Regions from separate parts of the Mus musculus genome. Here region 2 is linked to region 1. A link is a loop called in an ENCODE intact Hi-C map of the cell type or tissue named here. Cell type or tissue: left cerebral cortex. All regions are shown on one strand. Links, peaks and the distances in the headings refer to the core of each region. The heading gives the core; the rest is flanking DNA. Region 1 has its middle 500 kb from the start of Kif16b. Region 2 overlaps Kif16b (kinesin family member 16B).

Region 1 (10,575 bases), core at 973-8,972:
ACAGATTTGAAGGCCTTCTGAGAAGTACAAATTACATGCTTAGCAAGTGGTGCGAGCTACCAGTCAGAGCTCAATGTGTGTAGCCTGTGGGACAGAGGCTTCTAGGATGTTGGGGGAGGGCTTCTTTCTGGACTCCCTAACAGTGATGTCTTGGGGCTCGAGAGGACCATGCTGAAGCACTGCTGAAAGTGTATCCACTATATGTTCTCTTACAACGTTACAGAACCACTCTCTAGGTGTTTACAAGCTCAGCCCCATCCTAAAGGGAGGGGACATACCTCCGCCTCTTATTCTGAATGGGAGGCATGTACCAGTGACACTGTGAGATCAGTGCATGGATAGGAGGTCATCTTTGATAGCTACATCTCGAATGTGACACCCTTTTTTTTTTTCTTTTTTAATGAAAAGCCCAGAAAAGAAAAGAGCCTGAGTATCATGACCTGAAGCTTTATGCTCTTTCCCTCTGTAGTCCAGCTACTCCGTGTTCACATGCAGCCTGTCAGCAGTGCGGAGTGGGAGCCCCAGCCTTGGAGCCTGCACTTTAATACAATGCCTGAGTTAGCTATCTGCACTGTGTGTGACAAAATGGTTCTTTGGGCCACACTGTTTTCTCTGGCTACAGAGGCTCAGGGCTTCCAAGTTCTCAATTGCTATGTAGCATCCCTTCAGCCTCCTCTCCAACTCCATTTCACACAAAGTGTCAAACCTGTGTTTCACAGAGATACCTGAGAGGCAGGTGCAAGGGTTTTTGGAGCCATGTGTACTCATTTCTCACACGCTAATCCCTGGAAGGCTTTTTTTTTTTCTTCTTTTTTTTTCTTTTTAAATGTGGAGTAGGAAGAACGGAGCATCTTTTTCTAGAGCATAGAAAACAGCATCTGACAGTGGGGTGGGCTGGTCTCAGCTGACTGGTAGACTGGCATCAGGGAAGAGCCTCTCAGTTCATTACCTTCCAGCTCAGTCACACTGCTTTGGGGAAGACAGAAGGTACTGGAAACACCTTCCTAAATCCCATTAATCCTTATGGATGAAGATACAGGGTCTTAAGCCATCTGCTTTGGGGCAATGAATAAAGAAATAGCATGTGCCATCACTGGCCAGAATTCTATACAGCAAGAAAACATGGGTGGATCCTTTGGAATAGATCGAAATAAATAAATCAAAACCCACAGCCCTTCTGCATGCTAATGAGGAAGGTCACCAGTCGATTGTGGACACTCATAACCTAAAGGCTGATGTCGCCTCAAATTGGCATCACATGTTCCCTGTTTACCCATTGATAATTTTGAACACGGACGGATGCTGTGTCAGGCACTGCAGATGCAACACCGAAGAGGCTCCACCCTGCATGGGGTAGGAATTAGATGTAAAAGTGGAAAGCCACGCGTCAGGGTCAGGAAAGCAGATGTCAGGGTCAGGAAACCAGATCCAAGCCCAGTTTCTTTAGACTCAGAGTAATTGCCCCTGGCCTCTGACGTTGTGCAGCTGTGATTGGCAGGCCTGAACAGAGATAGGTTCACATATGCCTTGGCCTCTAAAATGAGAGCCTGTGCCAGCCAGCCTTTGCCAGCCTCATGCTGAGTGACTATATCACAGTCCTTGCTTAGGGGTCAGCTCCCTCTTGATGCAAGGCCATGGGCCATGGGTGTCCCCAGCGACAACTGGCACTTCTGCATTACCTCTTAAATTCTCAGTATAGACAAAAGGCCCTTAAAATAGCTGGATATCTCTGAATGCCGAGAGTTTTAAGAACTGGAGTTGGTCCTCTGCATCTCAGCATGCACTCTCTGACTCTCTAGGATCCTAGGCCAGGGTCTCTGCCTGTGTCACTGCCTTAGGTGTCCTTCTGCCACATCAGCTTGCTACAGTCATCTTGCAACCTTGCTGAGAGAAATCAAGACAAGATAGATTGTAATTCTTTCGAGGGTTGTGTGCTATAGTTGAAGAGTGGTTGTGTCTGTTAAGCATCCTGATACTGTGCAACTGGGCCAAAGATAATGTTGAATGGCAGATTGGGTCTCCAGCAGAGTCTACCAGCTTGTCTTATAAGTAAGTTTGCCACACCCTACCACCCCACTAGCACTGTCTAAGGTTGCTTAATGGCATGGCTGAGTAGTTGCCACTGAGACTAGTCCCTCAAACCTGCTGACCTATCTTGCCATTTGCAAGACAATTGCAAACTCACCCCTGATCAAAACTATGGATTCTAATAGACTGGGAAATTCATAGACCAGGGATACCTATCAACCCCCAGTCTTGTAGCCTACAGCAATTCTGACCTAATTGTTCTACAGTGCACCATGGGTACTGAGATTCATAAATGCTTGCAAGCAACACAGATGGGCTGCAGGCCCCAATGGGTTAACTGGAGCATCCTTAGTGCCTTCCTCTTGTCTCCTTCCCAATTCAACCATGTGACTGTCATTTTTAGATCTGGAATTTGCAGCTGATTCCTGCAGCTGCTTTGGGAAACAGATTTTAAGGAGAAAGTTAAAATGCACAGCTGAGAACTGTGACTCCCCCCCACACACACACCCAGCACATTTATATGCAAATAGCCAAGAGCCTTGTTTTTGCAACCATTAAAATTGAATCCCAAACTGAGTTATCTTTTTTTGCACTGTTTAACCTTCCCTGCTTTTCCCCCCTTTGCTTTTAGGGGTGCATTCCTACCAACCTCTTGCTTTTCTTCTGCATACCCATGCTCAGCCATTTGCCACTTCCTTATTAATGAAAACAGATTATGTTTCATTTCCTTAGAGCTGTGTTTGCTAGGAGAGGTTGCTTTTTAGTATTTGCCAATTTCTACAGGGAAGGAGCTATTCTCTTCTGTAGGATTAAGATGAAATCTGCCTGAAAAGGAAGCTAAGGGTAGACATACGCATGTCCAAGGCTGGGGCTATCCTGTGGTAATTTTAAGATGCCATCAGATCCCTTTTCGTAGGGGAAAAGTAATGATTTTAGAGGCAAAGTCCTCCATCTACTTACTGTTGTGTTCTAGGAGGGAGACTCACATACTGCTACAGAATTCAACAGTATCTAAGGGGCTGGTGAAAAGTACACCTACTAGGTTCCTAAACCTAGGATAATAATAATGATGGAAGATGGCCTGAAGAATGGTGAGATATTCTCTCTCTCTCTCTCTCTCCTCTCTCTCTCTCTCTCTCTCTCTCTCTCTCTCTCTCTCTCTCTCTCTCTCTCTCTCTCTTCCTTCTTTCCTTTTAAAATATGCTAGCATTCAAATAATATACAAGTCCACCAAAATGGATGAGTGGGGAAAAGCACTTGCCACTGAGCCCGAGGACCCAGTTTCCATCCTTGGAACCCACACACATGGTGGAAGAAGAGAATGGACTTCTGCAAGCTATTCTCTGACCTCTGACCTCTTCATGACCATGCAAACACACTGAATGCAATAATTTAAATTTTTTAAAATCTAATTTTATACTCATTGGTGTTTTGCCTGTGTGTTTGTCTGTGCACAACGTGCATACCCTATCTCAACAGCTATCAGAAGTGGGTGTTGGATCCCCTAGACCTAGAGTTCTAGACTGTTGTGAACTGCCATGTGAGTGCTAGGGATTGAACGTGGTTCCTCTGAAATCATAAGTGCTCTTAACCACTGAGCCACCATTCCATTTCCGATTATATGTTTTAACTATGCAAAATGAGTCCTAAATGGTGTTGCATGCATTTAATCCCCATACTGGATCAGAGTGGGAGTGTGTGTGTCTGAGATGGTGGCAGGATGGGGGAGGGGAGATTCACTGTGAGTTTGTTCAAGGATTGGTCTACATAACAGCAAGGTCCTGGCCAGCTAGCCAGGGTCATCTATAAAGATCTCCTCTTAAATTAAAAAATAGGGGGAAAAAAAGGCAAATGAAGCATAATTCATTCATTTGTGTCTTTCATGAACCTTTCCAAATGCTCATCCTTTCTCGTTTCCATAGCAATAGTGTCAAGATCAATTGGGGACATTCTTTAACACTAGTTATGGTTCTTTTCCAGGGTCTACAATGAATTTAGTTTTGTCTTCATAGATTCCTTGGATCTGGAACAATTTATTGGTTTTTCTTTGTCTTTAATGACCTTGACATCTTGGAAATGTGACAGGCCTGCCATTTATAAACTTCCCTTCCTTTGTTATTTTTTGGAAGGGTAGAGATCCCGAGACAATTTGATCATGCAGCTAGAATTGAGAACATTGACCCAAGGTAATTGAGGACAAAGCCTTGTGCTTGGTAAATTGCCTCTAGGGATCACGAGAAACAAAGTAATAGTGACTAGAGGAGAGTGTGGCCAGCAGAGCCCAGATCTATCTATGTACTCTTTCTCTAGAGCTTTCTTCAGAATGGCTGCTCTCTATTGTCCCTTCTCTTCCTCATATCAAGATCACAGATTAGAGAATCCATTTGGCACTGGCCCAACTTTCTCATACCATACTGACATGGAGTCACTTTCAAAACTGGATCACGTCCCGCTTTTGCTGAACACCAAGGAAAGATGGCTGAGTGTTTGCTCCTGTTCCTGTAGACTCTCCATGACAGGGCTTGGGCTTCTCCTAACTGCACCTCTCACTACAATGGCAGTTCTCAGAGCTTGGGAGTAAGCCAACCACCTCAGGCCTTTGCTTTTCCCTGTGTGGAACAGTTTCGGGTGGCTGGATGCACACGAGGAGTCTGGTAATCCTCAATGGCTTCCACTCTGGGCTTGTTTTCCCACTTCCTGTGCTTCCTTTGCATTCTCCCTCATCACATGATGGGAAACTCTGCCTGAGCCTCACTGAAGGAGGGTGATGAAAAGAAAAGAAACAGCGAAGAGAATGTAACAAACAAAATTGGTTAAGAGGAGACTTACATCATTTAATTATGCCAAGTTCTCTTTGCCTTTACTCCTTGTCTAGTCTCCCTCTTTGTAGATTTCTGGCCCTTTCTAGGCCTTTCCATCTTTCTATTAGAATTCATCTGTTTCGTCTGCACAGGGAAATATGGCCCTGGAGAAGAGCCAGGCAATACATCCCTCGCTGCAGCAGGAGCACGCTAGCAGCAGTCAGCCAAACACACATCCTTTCTCTTTTATTCTTGTCACAGTTAAAAATGGAAAGAAAGTTTGGGTACCCAGTATGACCCTGGTAGATTTTGAAAAAGTGAAAGTTAAGTTTCTCTCCTGGCTGCTAAAAAAGAAGAAAGGAAATCAAATATCATTTTCTCCTTAGGGGATTATAGGGTAGGGAGATGACACCATTATTCCTATGTGCCATAAAATGCATGTGTGCAGGTATGTGCATAACATTTACATTTATATTACATTCTTAACTAGTAAATAATTGCCATTATGTTCTAGATATGACATCCATGGCTATGAAAGAGGAAGTCAGGCTATAAGGCTGATATTTAAACCTTTGCTTTCAAATGTTCCAACACTGCTGTTCACGGGGTCTAGTTTTTGAATAGCTGCCTGGAAACCCAACAGACAGAGAAGCTGGCCCCTCGTGGCTGTTCCAGCTTCTAGTTACGTTAGGGAATTGAAATGCACAGATATTCTGGCTTATGAAATTGAGAATTAGATGCATGGCTTAAAGATCCTCAGGACTTTTTACCCTTCCTAGCTGTCAAGGGATCATGCCTGTCAATCACTTCAGTATAGCACAGTTGTTCTCAAAGTCTGGCCCCGAGGGCAACAGTAGCAACTGTATTACCTGGAAGTTGTTAGAGGCATAAAGTTCTGACATTTCTTCCCTGGATTCCTAAATCAGAAGCTACAAGCCTAACTTGAGGTCCAGGATCTGGGACTCACTAGTGTCTGAAGGCAATTCTGTTGTTGGCCCAAGTTGAAAAGCCTCCAGCCTAAGTAGTTAGGATAATAACTTCAGAATGCTTACTTGATTTGTGGCCTTGTACAAATAATTATTTCCTGGTACCTTGGGTGGTTCATCTTAAAGGTGGAGTCGAAGCAGTAAGTACCTCATTGTTATGAAGATGGAGTTAACTTATGAACAGCTATATAACCAGTGAAGAATGCTACTTAACATTAAACGTTCGTAGATTTTCTGTTCATACTAATTATACTTTTCCATTTACCCAAACAAAAACCTAGTATATTTTCTAGCCTTTTACTGGTTGGGAAGCTTTAGAGAGCACTCAGAACCCATGAGGATGATGTTGCCTAAGCCTTTACTAAACTAGGCTGTTAATGAGTCTCCTCTAACTGTGTAATGCCAGATGAAGTGAAACCAAAAACAGTTTGTGGAGCAACTCAGACCTCTCTGCAAAGCAGCTGATAACCACACACTAGATGCCTGTGTCTTGTGTTTTGCAGATAAAGAGGCCTGTGACCAGTTCTCTTGAGTCCTTTATTCCTTTGCAAAGTGGATGATTGCTTAGAGAGGATGATCATTCAAGACACACTGACATTTACCTAGCGTTTGCCTCTTGACTTGCTACACAGAACCTGAAGGCACAGACAGGAGATTGATGGGTAAGGAGGCCCAAACAGTCAGCACAAGGCTTTTGAGCAGAAGGTTGAGAAGGCCATTGTTATTCAGGACACAGCTCAGGCTTTTCCACAGGCCAGGGATTTTTCTTCTATGGAACATTTCAGGAGGCTGCAGGTAGAGTGAGTGTCTTCTCACCGTGGTATCAGAAATACGCCCCTCTGGCTCAAATTTTCTAGATCCTGAGAGAAGGAGAATAGGATTTAAAAAGATTAAAAAGGAAGGGGTGTTATCTCTTGATGCAAAACATGATGAAGTGTATTTAAGGCAAATCTGGAACACTAATCGATACATAATATGTAGGGACAATTGAAAATGAAGAAAAGTGAGGTATTGAGTTTGCCTTGCTGAGCATCGGCTCACCCACTTAAAGCATAGTAGCCAAGTCAGTGCATTAGGAAACAGCAGGATGAGAGGTAGCCCAGAAGACAGATCCTTGTATAAATTCAAAATGAGCATGTGTTGAAGTATAAACTTAGGATAAAGGGTCTTGTTGTGCCATTTAATAACTGGTCCTAAAAATATTTTGAAAACTAAGTCCAGTTGCTTCTCACTAACCACCAAATAACAAAATAAATTCAAGCTGTATTAAAGGTGTGGGCAGATAAACAGAGCCACATATAAACAGATTGAAGCAGATGGGGAAACAAAGGTCAAACATGTAGACATCTGGGCAGGTTCTTATGGTTAGACAAAGAAAAAAAGGTGTCCATTTAGGGCTTTGTCTAGACAATTAACTCTCTTGTGCTAGGTGTTCTTTAAAAAATGAGGAATTGATCCAGGAATACAGACAAGACACATATTCTATTCTATCCTGCTATAGCTTCAAGATTCCTTTTAGTTTATTTTAAATGCTACTTAATAATGTTTGTGGTGTATGTATGTGTGTATATGTATGTGTGCATATGTGTGTGTGTGTGTTTGTATACATGTGTGCATGCCACAGCATGCATATAGGGGTTACAGAACTTTTAGGAGTCATTTTTTTTCCTTCTACTTTGCTGAGAATTTTTGTTTTGGCCATGTTGGGGATACTGGGCCTAGAAGCTTCCAGCAAAGCTCCTGTCTTGTCTCATCTCGCTCTAGGAATCCTGAGATTACAGATGGACAGCATGACATCTAGCTTTCTTGTTTCTTGTTTGCTTGTTTCAGTGATTGAACTGAGCCATTAGGGTTGTACTGCAAGGGACTTTACCTGCTGAGGCACCTCACTGGCTCAATATCCCCACATTTCTTTCTACCCAAGACTGCAGAATAGCATTCTTGCATTATCACATAGTCTTAAGCCCCTGTAGAGTGTTGAACAGCTTTGTTCAACTAGTCCATTCAGATGACACTCCTCTCTGAGCCTGGTGACTTGCTTGGTCTGGGAGAATGGAATCAGTAGGTTGAACCTGAGCATACAGCTACCCCTCTGTACAAAGCAGGCAGCAAGCTAGATCAACATCAGACACATTCATTTTCCAGCCACTTCCTCAACCAAATGTAGCTCCCAGGAGATAGAGTCTCCTCAGTTGACTTATTTATACTCAATAATGTATGGGCACAATTGATGACATGCATTTCATTTTGGGTGTGACTCAAAGTAATGTCTTCTCTCTGGTTGCTTCATAGTGGCCTTGGGGCTTCATGCTGAAGGGGACAGTATGCCAAGATGGCAGATTAGAAGAATTCTGCTTAACTTAGATGCTGTGATACAAATGATAGCCCAGTATAGAAGTTTCATTGCCTTTTGATGGTAGACTGACCATGCCTCCTAATCCTAACATTATCTACCTTCAGATCAAATGGTTTGGCTCTATTACATGAAGTTCTTGCTTGTTTGAGCAGGATCAATAAATGCATCCTTCCTGTTCCTTCTTTCATACTCAGTATAAGCTGAATATACGTTCTGTACAGCAAGGTATATCCCACAATAATTTTCTAAAAATATTTATGTATGAACGTTCTGCCTATATCTGTGCATGTGTACTGCCCGTGTGCATATGATTATGTAGGTAAGAAGGTGTTGGATCCCCAGAACTGTAATTATGGATAATGGTGAGATATCTTGTGGGTGCTGGGAACCAAACCTGGGTCATCTGAATGAGGAATAAGTGGTCTAAACTGCTAAGCTAACTCTCCACTCTAGTTTTGCAAACAGATTTGATGCTCCCTCTTCAGGGACATCATGCTGAGCATCCTGCTGATTTCATGACTCTAGCTGGACTCATTTCTCTTTTATAACATTCCCCCAAAGGCAAACACACACACACACACACACACACACACCTATCAGTCAGGAGGCTATCTGTCTTACAAAAAGGAATGTGCCAACAACTTCCCAGAATAAAAGTTCCAAGCAGAGTTCCTTCATTCAGCAAATACTTAATGTCTGCTTCACATGTGCCAGGTCCAGCCTTGGAACTTGGGTTCTTCAATGACAAAAACAAAATTATTGCTATTTCTAAGAGAGTTAAGTCTTTTCCATAGTTTTTGAAATGAGTTTAATAAACAAATTATTTAAGTGCTAGGTAAAAGTGGGTTGGGGAGGAAAAAGACTTACTGGTATGGGGGTAGGGCTAGTAGTAGTTTGTAGCATTGTAAAGAGCATCTGTGTGATGCTGAGAAAGCTTTGAGAACATCCCAATGTGATGAGCAAAGTCACCATGTGACTCACCAGGAAAAGAACATTCTAGAAAAGTCAGTGAAAAGCTTTAAGGAGAGAAAGAAACATGGCTGATGTATCTCAGGAGCCTGGTATGATGAAACCAGTGGGGAGAGAATAGCATATCTCTGTGTCAGAGAGCATACCCATGGGACCCTGAGGACACTGATGCATTTTTAATTTTAGCTAGACATGATGGCATACAAGTATTGTTACATTTGAGAGATAGAGGCCAGAAGATCAGTTGGCCTTGGCTAGTCTCAGCTATCCAAGTGTTCAAGGTCATTCTGAACTACATAAGAACCTGTCTCAAGAAGTGGGGTGGGATAGAGAACAGGAATCAGAATGAGTATAAAACAGAAAATGACTACAAACCTATCCCAAGAGCTACTTGAAAGGGGAATTTAATAAATCTCATGACTGATAGAAAAGGCTACTGAAATCATCATGGTAACCTACTCATTGGAACTGGTGAAGTTATCTCTCCCAGCAAACATAAGAAATTAGAGAAATTACTGATTGGTCCAGTTTGGGTGACAAGTCTTTCTAAACCAATTATTGAGGTCTTGTAGCTAAATTCCTATGATTGACCAGCCTGGTCATATGGCTGTCATCTTCTGGCCAGTGTAGGATTGGAGGACCTATAACCAGAAAAGCTGAACAAGGCCTTTTTACTAGGCTAAAAGATTTCATCAGAGGCAGAAAGAGAAATGAAGTTCAACAAGTATTGTCAGCAACAAAAGACATGAATGCCCACATGAAGGGAAAGAGGTTTGCTTCCACAGAGAGATAAAAATGACTGTGTGTCAGAAAATATCACAATCACAATTATGCAGTGAAAGACAAGTAGAAAAATTATGCAGGAAACATGACAATAAAGGTAAAACTCTCTATATATGAAGAGCCAGCTCATAAATATCAATAAAAAAGCAAAATCCCAGTGATAAATGACCAAAAGAACATGAACAGATTAATTCCCCAATCAGAAAATACAAGCAGCTGACAGAAATCTGTCCACCCTCATTAGTAAATGAAGATGAGATAGTTAAAGTAATAATTAGAAACAATTTCTCATGCTGACATGTTCAAGTGTCCATGTTCATAGTGGCCTCAAGGTCAGAGAGGGACCCACAAAGTGGAAATTCTCATTTTATAATTGCTAGCAGTATAACTTTGTAACATAATTTGGTGATTATTGCCCAATATTCATTAACCCTAGGGCATCTCCTGAAAGTATAGCCTGGTGTAGAACAAAACTATGGTTAACAAAACAAAACAAAACAACCCAAAAAACAATGCTAACAGTTTTCATTTAAAGGAAGAAAGACTCAAGTTGAGTGTCATACAACAGGGAAGTGATACAATAGACCTCCACCATTATTATAAAATATTTTAAATGACTTAGGGAAATGATTGAGAAGAACATGCATGTGGT
Region 2 (10,575 bases), core at 761-8,760, 250 kb before region 1:
TATGGGCATAGCATCTTTGACATTTCTGGAAGATAAAATCTCATAGCAAAGTTCCTGTTCCTCTGGCTCTTACAATCTTTCTAATTCCTCTCCAGATATGGTCCTAGATAAGCCTTAGGTTCAGGAGCTGTGTTGTAGATGCACATGCATGTGCATACATGCATCCACACATATGTATGTACATACATGACAACACTTAAATAGTGGCCATGAGTTTTTGAGCAAAGGTGGTATGTAGCAAGGGTTGTGGGAAGAAAGGGGAGGGAGAAATTATATAATTATAATTTAATTTAAAAAAAAATTAAGGGGTAAACTAGTTGAATGGCCACTTAAAATAACAAGAGAGTCAGTTAGTAAAACCTCCTTCACAGCCTGCCCAGTAGTTTTACTTAAATTTAGCTGAGCGCATAGCATACCATGTGACCCAGCATTTCTTCTCTTCTAACAGTAGGACAAACAAAAGTACATGGATTTGTCCGTTAGTAGACCTAGGGGGAAATAGTCCTACCAGCACAGTTCACAAAATCTCCAAAGCAGAAACTAACAAAGAGCTCAAGAACTGCAACAGGAAAAACCAAACAAAAACAAAACAAAAGCAAGCAACAACAAAGACAAAAAAAGTTAGGTGAACAAGTTGTAGGAAGTTGGCATAACAAAATACTGAGCACCAACAGGGTCTGCAAACCATCCCGACATGCAACTGTCAATAGATCTTCTAAGCACAGTGCACAACAAAACGATGTAGACTCAAAAACCTTGTATGGTGCCTTTTGCACTAAGTTTGTAAATAGAACGAAACTCTACTAGCGTTGCAAGCCTGTAGGTCCAGTCAGAGGGGAGAAGCCAGAGGATTAGAGGTTCAACACTAGCCTCCAAAACATAATGCGTTCCTATCACAAAATGTTACAGGTGAAGACAGGACTGACTCACAACTCAGTGGAAGAACCTTGTCCATTTGCATGAGAGTCAGTGTCAGGACCTCCCACACAACATGAAAACAGAGCCATAGCTTGCTATTAGAAAAGTTGGGCTACTGCTTTTCCACCTAAGTGGGAAGAAGGAACTGCAAAGACTACTTCCTGGCACAGCATTGTTCATTTCTAGAATCAGGTGCTGGCTGCAGTATGCCCAGTTTGAACAGTAATCAAGTTTTTCTTTTATACATTGCACTTTCTGGTATTTCTAGCATATCTTATGGTGTTTGTAACATCTTAAATACACAGAAGCTAGTTTTTAATATTTTTAAGCTTCAGCTGTAGCAATATAAATTTAAATCATTGTAGTGATTTGCACAGGTATAAATTGGAGTTTTGTGGCCTATTGTGCCCTACTTTGTTGAAGAAATATTCATTTTTTTTCTCAATAATGCTTCATTGACTTCAATTTATCCACCAAAGGTAAGAAATAAGAAAACAGTGAATTCTACCCACAGCAGCAATTACTGCAGCTTAGCATCTATTCTTTCAAGGCAAGCCTGGCTTGTCAGGGTCTCACCAGATTATACAGTCCTTCCTAGCCTGGCCATATAATATAAGACTTACCTTATTATGATCTGTATGCCTTCAAGAAGAAGAAGATTAAAAAAGATGACTATGGGCTTTTAAGACACAGCTAGAGAACTAATTGCAAACCTTCATTTTGTAGGAAGTGTGATGGATTTAATGAGAGGCCCCCTTTCCCTTGCTAATCTTCATGTACACTAACCTAAAAGAAAATCATGTGGACTTTTTAGTGGACCTTAGTAATTGTCTAAGAAATAGTTTACAAAGTGATGAAGCAGTTTATAGATAGTTTTCAAATTCTCATCTCCATTGAAAAGTAATAATTGTATGGGCTTAGTGCTTACATTACATAGCAGAATCAAAATATAAATAAATAAATAAATAGTATGAGGGCTCCTGACAAAAATTGCCCCGTTCCCCCACGAGGCTGCGTTAGAGGATCACTTGAGTTCAAGAGCAGCCTGAACTGTATACTTAACTGTAGGCCAGCGTAAGCTTTAGGGTAAGACACGATTTCAGAAAAGCAAAAGTAACACATATACACACTCACTAGTGGGTTAGGCCTCAGCTGCATCCCACAGGCACCCGGGCTAGTGTCATTTAGGGCTTGTCTGTTTTATGGAAAATGCTACATGACATGGAATCTGATATTTAGAATGTATTGTTCAAAATCACACACACACACACACACACACACATACACACATACACGCACACACGTTTTCTCACTTGATACTGAGGAATCTAATCCAAAATTGCCTAATCTCTTCAATGTTGATGGCAGCCCAGGGAAAGACCTACCACCTTTAAATTTTAAGCTTCTCTCTTCACTCCATAATAGGGATACTAAATAAAAGTTTAATTAAAAATAGGCAAAAGTTCATTGGTATGGCCTTAATATATCTCGTGAAATCTGCATTCCAGCTCGCTGCTCTTGAATTCCCCCCAAAGAAGCTGTTTGGAAACAAAGACGAGCGGGTAGTTGCTGAGCGGCGGACACACTTAGAGGTAAGAGAGCAAGCTTTTCACCTCCCTGTGTAGAAAAATCCACCATCTGAATGATTGGCAAGAGCAGCTCCTGTTAGGCCCTTTGTCTTTATTGGCAACTGTGAAGAGCTGCTTCGTTAATGCAGGAGATGGCAGCGGGGTGGTGGTATGACTTGATTTCAAATCAGGTCCTTAGCCCCCTCTGGTTTGGCTAGCATCTTTCTGATTTTGAAGAAGACACCCTTGTTCTGAGAGTTAGGACACAGTGTGTGAGCGAGCGCTACATTCTCCCCTCAGCCAGATGGCATGCAATGTAGGATGAGAGCACAGAGCTTGCTGAAGAAAACTTGGAATTAATTAACCAAACTTACAGTATGTCGTCATTGTTGCTTTTTCAAGAGCTTTGGGAGGGAGAAGTTTCGGACCTATTTTAGTCCTAGTTCAGAGTCTTTGTATTTATTTTAACTTTATCTGCCAAGCTAGCTACACATAGATCCCAGTTTAACACAACCTGTTTTTGTGACTGCCTTGTGCCAATACCCATAGCTGACTGTTGTCTTCAGTTTGTGGCTTCACCAGTATACAGTTGATTATATTTTGTTAAAATCTGACTGCTTTTACCAGAGTAACTCCAGGATACCCTCAAAGCTCCCTTTGTTGTGACTTTGTTGGGAATAGTCACATGACTTATTATAATATAATCCTATCAGAACAGACCGTTCTAATGGGTGACTTGAAATGTAAAAGTTTGGGGATGGTATTGTTCCTCTGGACTGCCAAGTTGAACATGGCTGCCTGTGGGCTTCACTTGGTGTCAGTGAACCAAAATGTAGGGAATTGCCTTAAGCTGCTCTATCTAGAAGGGTCCTATGAGAGCCAAGGGGAGACATGGAGAAATGAAGCAGTGAGTTGTTCTAAGAGAAGGCACATTTCAGTGAGGAGCCATGCTTCCGGAATCTGCAGATGCACTGCAGCTACACATTTGAAGAAGTCCTGAGACCAGAACGACTGGGCTCTAGCAGGACTGTGAGGGACTCCCAAACTTACCCTGTGAAGCATAGACTCATGAGAAGAATTAGCCTTCAAGGACGAGGTTATTTTTGTGAGTCTGCCTGGTTTTACAGTGCTTATGTTAAGTGCTTATAAGATTCAAACAAACAAACAAACTTAAATAACACTTATAGGAGTAATGAATTTTTTTTTCTCTGAACTTTAACTGCCTTGACTAAGTAGCCTCATCTTTAATGAAAACATGGAGAATGGTGAGTTGCAAACTTGTTTTAAAATTTGATTATTGCCTGTTATGGCTATTGCCATTTCCAGCTTCCCAGACGTGATGGCATTCACACGAGGCCAGCACTCCCACACAGATGGCTCAGTTCAGGAACAGAACTTGGAGGTGTTTGCTTTCTATTCCAAGTGCACAAGACTCACTCTTGTGTTTTGTGTTTCTTGTGTTGCGTGGTGTTTTCTCTTGTAGTCCACATTTGTTCCTTCAGTGTCTCCTAGCGAGGGGTGTGTAATCTTTTGACATTCTGACATGATTTTGCCATCTCAAAGTGATCAAGATCCCAACATCCACTTGAAGGTTATGTCCTCAGTCACCCTACTTGTGCTCACTAGGTTCCACTTTCACAGACTCTACCTACCAGGAACGCCAAAGTAGAAGCTAAGTCTTTAACACATGTGTCTTTGTAGACACTTACCCTGACCACAGGACTGCATATATAACATGCGTTCCTTTGGTTGCCTGGGACTGTTCAGTACTGGTGCTTTTACAGAGTGTGTCTCCTATCTTGGGGAAATAGGCACTTGTGTTAGAAGATAAATGTGTTTCACCTAAAACTGAATGGTAAATCTTAGAGTGTTATCTTCTCTTCAAGAAGCAAGTATAATTCACCTTCACTTTAATAGAAAATTAATATAAGATCCGTGCATTAATTTCCTGTAGATATTGAGACTTTTCATTTGATCTTCTACTATCAGAAGTCACTACTTGAGTTAGTGTATTTTTATATGAAAAATCAGAGTTACTTTCCATTAACTGCTTATGATTTAACTCAACAAACATTTATTTAATTTTTCTCCCATGCTGGACCCAGTACTGAGTGCTATGTAGAATGACATATTTTATCCCTCTAAGAACATATGCTTAAGTTTCCCTATTAAAATTTATCTGGAGATGTCACAGATACACGAACACATAAAGAAAAGTGAACTTCAGTTAGACCCATATCTATAATATCTGTATTACATCTGATATCTATAATAATGGCTTAAAATGAGTTAATATTATTAAAATTCAAAAATACAGTTTTATAATTGCAATAACTTTGATACAGCTATATAGATGGTGATTTTTAGTGAGTTTTATTGTGTATAGCAGTTTTCCAAGTTATAAAAGTTGTCTTTTAAAATAATGACTTCATAAAATGCTGGATAGGAATGAAAAGCCATGATGAGAGCTGTTTCAGAGGTGGATTCCATACATTGGAAAGATTAGTTGTGTGCCTTGTGCTTGGAGACTAGGACTGTAGCATGTAACATACTGCATCAGAAAATATAGGCATAGGAAAAGATGTTAAGTGATGGAATATCAGCTTGACTCCAGGAACCTAAGTGATAAAGCTATAATGCCTCCATCCAAACAACTTTGCCTGGCAACACGTGTTCATAATTAGAGCCCGTTTTACATAATTTCCCCCTGTAAATGATTCACATACACATTCAGATGCTTCCTGGAACTTTTCTTCACAAAGAAACGTAGAATCTTAAAAATATTTCTAACTTGAGTGAGTCTTTCCATTGCTGCCTTCCTGACCAAGCTGGAACCAGTTTGGTGTGTACAAAGATAAACCTTGCCTTTAAGCAGTAGAGTTCTGGACACTTCTTCTCCAGTCCTTAAAACAGCAAGGAGCTAAGTTATCTGATAAGGTAGTGGAGGGAAAGGGGAATGAGTTCTCTGTTTCCAGGAAGGAGGGAGGGAGGGAGGGAAGGAGGAAGAGAGGAGGGAGGGTAGATGGGTGGATTGTAGTTTTGAAGCTAGACTTTGTAAATACTGGGCTGAATGTCACCAACTGCCACTGTTGCTACTCAAGAGTGCTAGGGAATTGACTGCTCTCCCACAAGGCCTGCTTTCTAACACTTGCTATCTACTAAGTGCTTCCGATTGTGTCCTGCCAGTTACTCCTTGTGGGAGCTTGGGAAGGGAGCTCTTTTGTCCTCCTTATTCACAGGTGAGGAATTGTGCCTTGAGAGGGTAAAGTTCCCACAGCTAGTAAGGAAGTGGTAGAGCCTCGGCTCACTCTCAGCATGGCTTCCAGAGCAGGCCTCGGTCACTGAGCATCCAGTCTTTCCCTATAAAGGAGTGTTACTTAGGGATAAATTCAGGACTATTACAAGGTTATCCAAGCACTGCTGCCTATCTTTTTTTCTCTGAAGTGTCATTCCATCCATGTAAATTAGAAGCACACCGTCCTCACCCTATAGTGTTCTGATGCTGAAGAAGCTCATTATCACTCCTGTCTTTGTGACTGTGGTGGCTAGCGTTGTCTACATGACAAACCTAGAACATTCCGGGAGGCCCTCTAAGCATGCCTTTAATTACATTACTTGAGGTAGAAAGACCTGCCCACTGTGGGCCGCACCATTTCCTGGCTGGGATCCTGCTCGCTGTTGAGATGGAGGGAGGCAGCAGCATGCCTTCAGCCTTCTCTGCGTCACCCTTACTGTGCACATGATGTGTCAGCTGCTCCAAGCCCCTGCCATCTTCATTCTTTGCGGTGGAACTGTGAGCCATAATAAAGCTTTTATTTATTTATTTATTTATTTAGGAGTGTCTTTTGTCAGAGCTTTGGATCACAGCAATAAGAAAAGAAACATAGACAGTGGCCATGGCAGGGAGATTGCATTTGGTTATGGTCTCACATGTTTCTGTTGGAGGGAAGGCATGTATTGTGATTGCTGACTTACTCTGTGGCGAAGAAAGTTTCCAAATCTTGATTGTTTACAGTTTTATTTATTTTTTTAAAGATGTGGCACATGCTTCCCATGGAGATTTATTCGTGTTTTGTGTCTTCACACACCCTTTGTGCTAGCTGTCCCTGCTGTACCCCTTCCTTACGGTCTCCTTATTCCCATCCCCACATAAACCCTCTGAACCCCACTGTTCTCGGGGCAGACTCTTAAGCTACATGCAAGCAGCAGGCATGGCTGATTAAATTCTCCATCTTCCCTGATCCTTCACATGTGCCTCACCTCTGCTGAGTTCCCAGAAAACCTGCCCAAGTTAGCTTCCAAATTCATGAGATTTTGTTGTTTCCTTTTTGTTAATTGATGAGAGGTACATTTTAGGTTATGAATTTCAGAGAACATACTTTCTACTTGAAAACATTTCTGCTAATCATTCTAATAGTCTGTCAATTCAGGGCATAACTGTGATGAAAGAAATTTCTCAAATTCTCTAAAACTTTAAAGTCTTCAAGAGGAATAGAACCACCTTGGGAGTAAGAGCCTGAGAAGTTTCTAGAAACTTTTCTTCAGTGTACAGGCAGCAGGCATTTTCATTCCCTTAATTAACACACTAGCAAGGTGGGCTAAAGTAGCTACGAGCATGGGCCTAAAGTGCAGCATCCAGCCCTTGGTCCTCAGTGGCTAGTCATTGCCTCAGTTCCCGCATCTGCAAAATGCTGCCACACCATCTCTGCACTTACACCGAGGGAAACGGAGCATGTGCGCAGAACACAGAAGCTGCTACAGAGATAAATAAAACACCCAAACATGGTGGCTGGTGCAATGGGTATGAAGATTGTGATGATGCACCATGGGGGTGAAGAGGGGGAGGAGGAGGAAGAAAAAGAGGAGGAGGAGGAGGAGGAGGAAGAAGAAAAGGACAACTGCAGTGGTGGGCATTGAAGTCATATGTGTGTTCTTGCTTGTGATAAGTTGGAGGCACTAGAAATATCTTGGTGTGCTGTCACCCTCTCTTTCATTCTACTAGTTTACAGTCTGTGAAGTAGAAGGGCCCGTCTGAAGCTTTGGATTGCAGTGGAACTGTTGGCAAATGTAAGAAGGACCAAAAATCCAAGATCCTTGTGAAAGCTGCACTGGTGCTCACATTCCAATTTTATTTCTAGCTGGTTAGTTCCCTCTGCACATGTACCATGCCATGACTACAAGCCTGTCACTCCAGAGTCACCAGCTGACCTGAGGAGTCCCAGGAACTCATCATGGAGAGAAAATAGCTAAGTCTCAGTGGTTTTTCAGTAAGATCCCTCAGGACTATATCTACCTTTTAAACATTTTAAAAAGATCTATTGATTCAAGTCAACAAGGGAAAATACACACACACACACACACACACACACACACACATACAAACATACATACATACCATGGGGAACTACTTTGGATTTGTAATATTTGGGAGAATGTAAAACAAAACAAAACAAAAAAATAAATAAACAAAAAAATTTTCCTCTGGACTAGTTTTAAAGTCTGTTCAATGATTAGGTATACTACTAATTCTTGTCAAGAAATCCAACACAGTATGGTTTAAATTTTGACTGAATTTGAAAAGTAATAGCGACACTGTTTTGGGTAAGGGAATATTTATTTTGTCTGTGTTCAGACATGATTATGTAGTGTTCTCAGTGTTCTGTTTTCTGTTTGTCTTGCCTTACCCTTCTATAGTCACAGGGTAACCTTCTCTGATGTTACAATTCTATGACCTTGCTTATAGTCCACAGGAGAACAGTGAGGCTTGGTTGTGAACAGCAGGCCAGTTCTGGGGGATCTTTAAACATTCTCTCACAGCACAGGATGCCCAGAGTCTATGGGTATAGGTCTTTCTAATTGAAGCAGTAAACTAAATGAAGAGCTATTTTCCAAATGCCTTTTCTGCTGAACACACATGTGAGTGATGTGTGTTGACATGTCCTGCTGAACACACGTGTCAGCATTAATGCATGCTACTGCCCTAAGCCTCATTCTTAAATGTGATCCCTCCACCACTCGCCTCGCTTTTCCTTACAGTAACGTCTCATTCAGTTTGTTTTCCGTCTTAAACATTGACATTCCAACAAAAAAAAAAAAAAAACCTATTACTTGGTTTAGATATTCTATGGTCTGAGTCCTTTCAATTTCAAAGTAAATTTTAAGAAAAAAAAAAACCTCACATTTTCTGTTTCCTCAGACATTTAGCTCTTTAAGAATCTATGCTTAATTTAACATTCTTTCCATCTATTTTCTGCTGATTTTACACAATATCTAATGGTAGAACTATTCTAAAACATCGCCAAAGATTAAAGAGATATCTCCCAGAAAGGACCATTTCTTCCTCGTCAGAGAATTGTGGTTTTTCTTCTGGTTATCTGCTTACTTGTATTAGCAAGGGCTATTTTCTGTTATTAGGCCATTAGCACCACTATCTACAGCAAAGCATTCTGAAGAGGGTCAAGTGGCTGTTGAAGTGTGAGAAGAAGCTGAACCAGAGTTTGGAGGCTTTCAGTTACTGGTACCATGGAAATAAGAGGGTGTACATGTTGGGATCCTGGTGCTAAGCAATGTCAAGAAACCCTTTCTGTAATAAAAACCCCATCAGCCTGAGTGGAAGCTCTTTGACCTTCACTGTCACCCAATAGAGGAGAAAATCCCACTCTGCTTTCCATGAGTAGTCAGAGTAAAGCAAAATTAAAACGAGCATTTCCACAGTGAGTCCCTCCGAGAGGCCTTGCAGATGAAGGGAGTGTTTCCCACTGTTTTCAGATGGTGGCCCTCTGCCCTACTCTCTCTTCTGTGCCAGGTAGCATTCTGTCTTGGGTGAGGGTGACAAGCAGGGGCATGGATACCCTGGCTCATGTGTGCAGATCTGTTTCACCTTCCAGTGCAAACCACAGAACTAGCAGTGAGGAGCTCAGTGCTTTCCTAGCTTAGATGTTTTTGCTTTTAACATCTGCAAATATATGTTCTTTTCCGGGCCGATGCAGCCTGGCACCAGCTCTCAGAAGCCCGGCTCCAGTCTTTGTTTTCTTGGAGCTTGTTTTCTCTTTGCCCGTGGTCTTCACAAGTTCAGTTCAAATGGAGATTTTCACAACTTTCTGTTCCCTGTGAATTCAAAAGCAAGTATTTGAGTGGGGCTTGGGCAATGAGATATACTACTCTAAACCACTCTCCTCTAGCCTCAAGGAGCTCATAGTTTAGGAGCTAAGGAGATAATAGAAGCCCTCCCATACCTTGCCCCTATTCCCAGCTGCAAGGACTGGTGACTGGTGAAAGCTCTCAACTCTCATCCCTCCGGGGCTGCCATTGGTTGAGGAAAGTAACTTTGCCTATCCGTGGTCTTGGAACAGGTGACTTTCTAGTGACTAGTTGGTTTGGAGGAAAAAATCTGGTGTCCCTTTCTTCTTCTGGACAGATTCAAAAGGCCATCTCAGCTTGAGAACTTTATTCTAGCTGATTGATCCTTTATTACGATCCAGAGTCCATTTTCTTCTGTCCAGCTTGCCTTCTTTCAGTCTTCACAGACATCAATTCATGGAGCGCCCTAAACTATGTGCAGTCTCTCTGGCACCTTTGGTGTTCCTCAAAAAGCATTTACTAGAAAATAATTCCAGGCCTCTTTCTGCAGTGTCAACTGTGATTGAAGTAAGGACATTAGAAAAGAGCCAGATTGCCTTGGGCACAGACAGTAAAGGAAGGAGTACAATTTAGCATGTATCTGATAAATTCTGTTTTTGATGTTTTTACTTATTTCTTGAGAATTTTATATAATTTTTTTTCATATTCTTTACCCTCCCCTAACTCCTTCCCCACCCAACTTCATGTTCTTTCTCTTAAAAGCAAAATAACCCCTACCCAAAAAAACTCATAAACACACACAAAACAAAACAAAACAAAACAAAATATGGCCTCTAATTTGTATTGGCCAACTACTCCAGATCATGGGGACTTTCTTAGTTTTGTGGGCTTGGCAAGGAGCAGGACTGTGCTCACTTCACCTCCTCTGGGTTGGGATTTTATCCGTCTTGAGCTGTTCCTGGTCTTGTGTGTGCTAAGGCAGTCTCTGTGAGTTCATATGTGCATCTGC

What was found. A loop is a pair of places that touch in the nucleus more often than their neighbours do. Peaks named below come from ENCODE experiments on the same cell type or tissue, not always from the same donor. Only the 100,000 strongest peaks of a DNase experiment are listed, where the experiment ranks them.
Region 2: it touches region 1 in a loop (2.2-fold over the local background); 2 of 42 quality-filtered maps call a loop at or near these places.

What each region holds. Positions count from the first base shown.
Region 1 is chr2:142,395,400-142,405,974 of GRCm38, reverse strand. No RefSeq gene overlaps it. Among named protein-coding and RNA genes, the nearest start is that of Kif16b, 500 kb to the left of the region's middle. In left cerebral cortex, for the core only: no CTCF peak of the experiment used is centred there; DNase peaks (open chromatin) are centred at 2,469, 4,558 and 5,006; H3K27ac peaks cover 3,380 bases.
Region 2 is chr2:142,640,363-142,650,937 of GRCm38, reverse strand. Kif16b (kinesin family member 16B) reads left to right here. Exons shown (of 26, transcript NM_001081133.2): 25 at 2,427-2,510. Among named protein-coding and RNA genes, the nearest start is that of Kif16b, 260 kb to the left of the region's middle. In left cerebral cortex, for the core only: no CTCF peak of the experiment used is centred there; DNase peaks (open chromatin) are centred at 2,049, 2,815, 3,318 and 3,857; H3K27ac peaks cover 2,175 bases.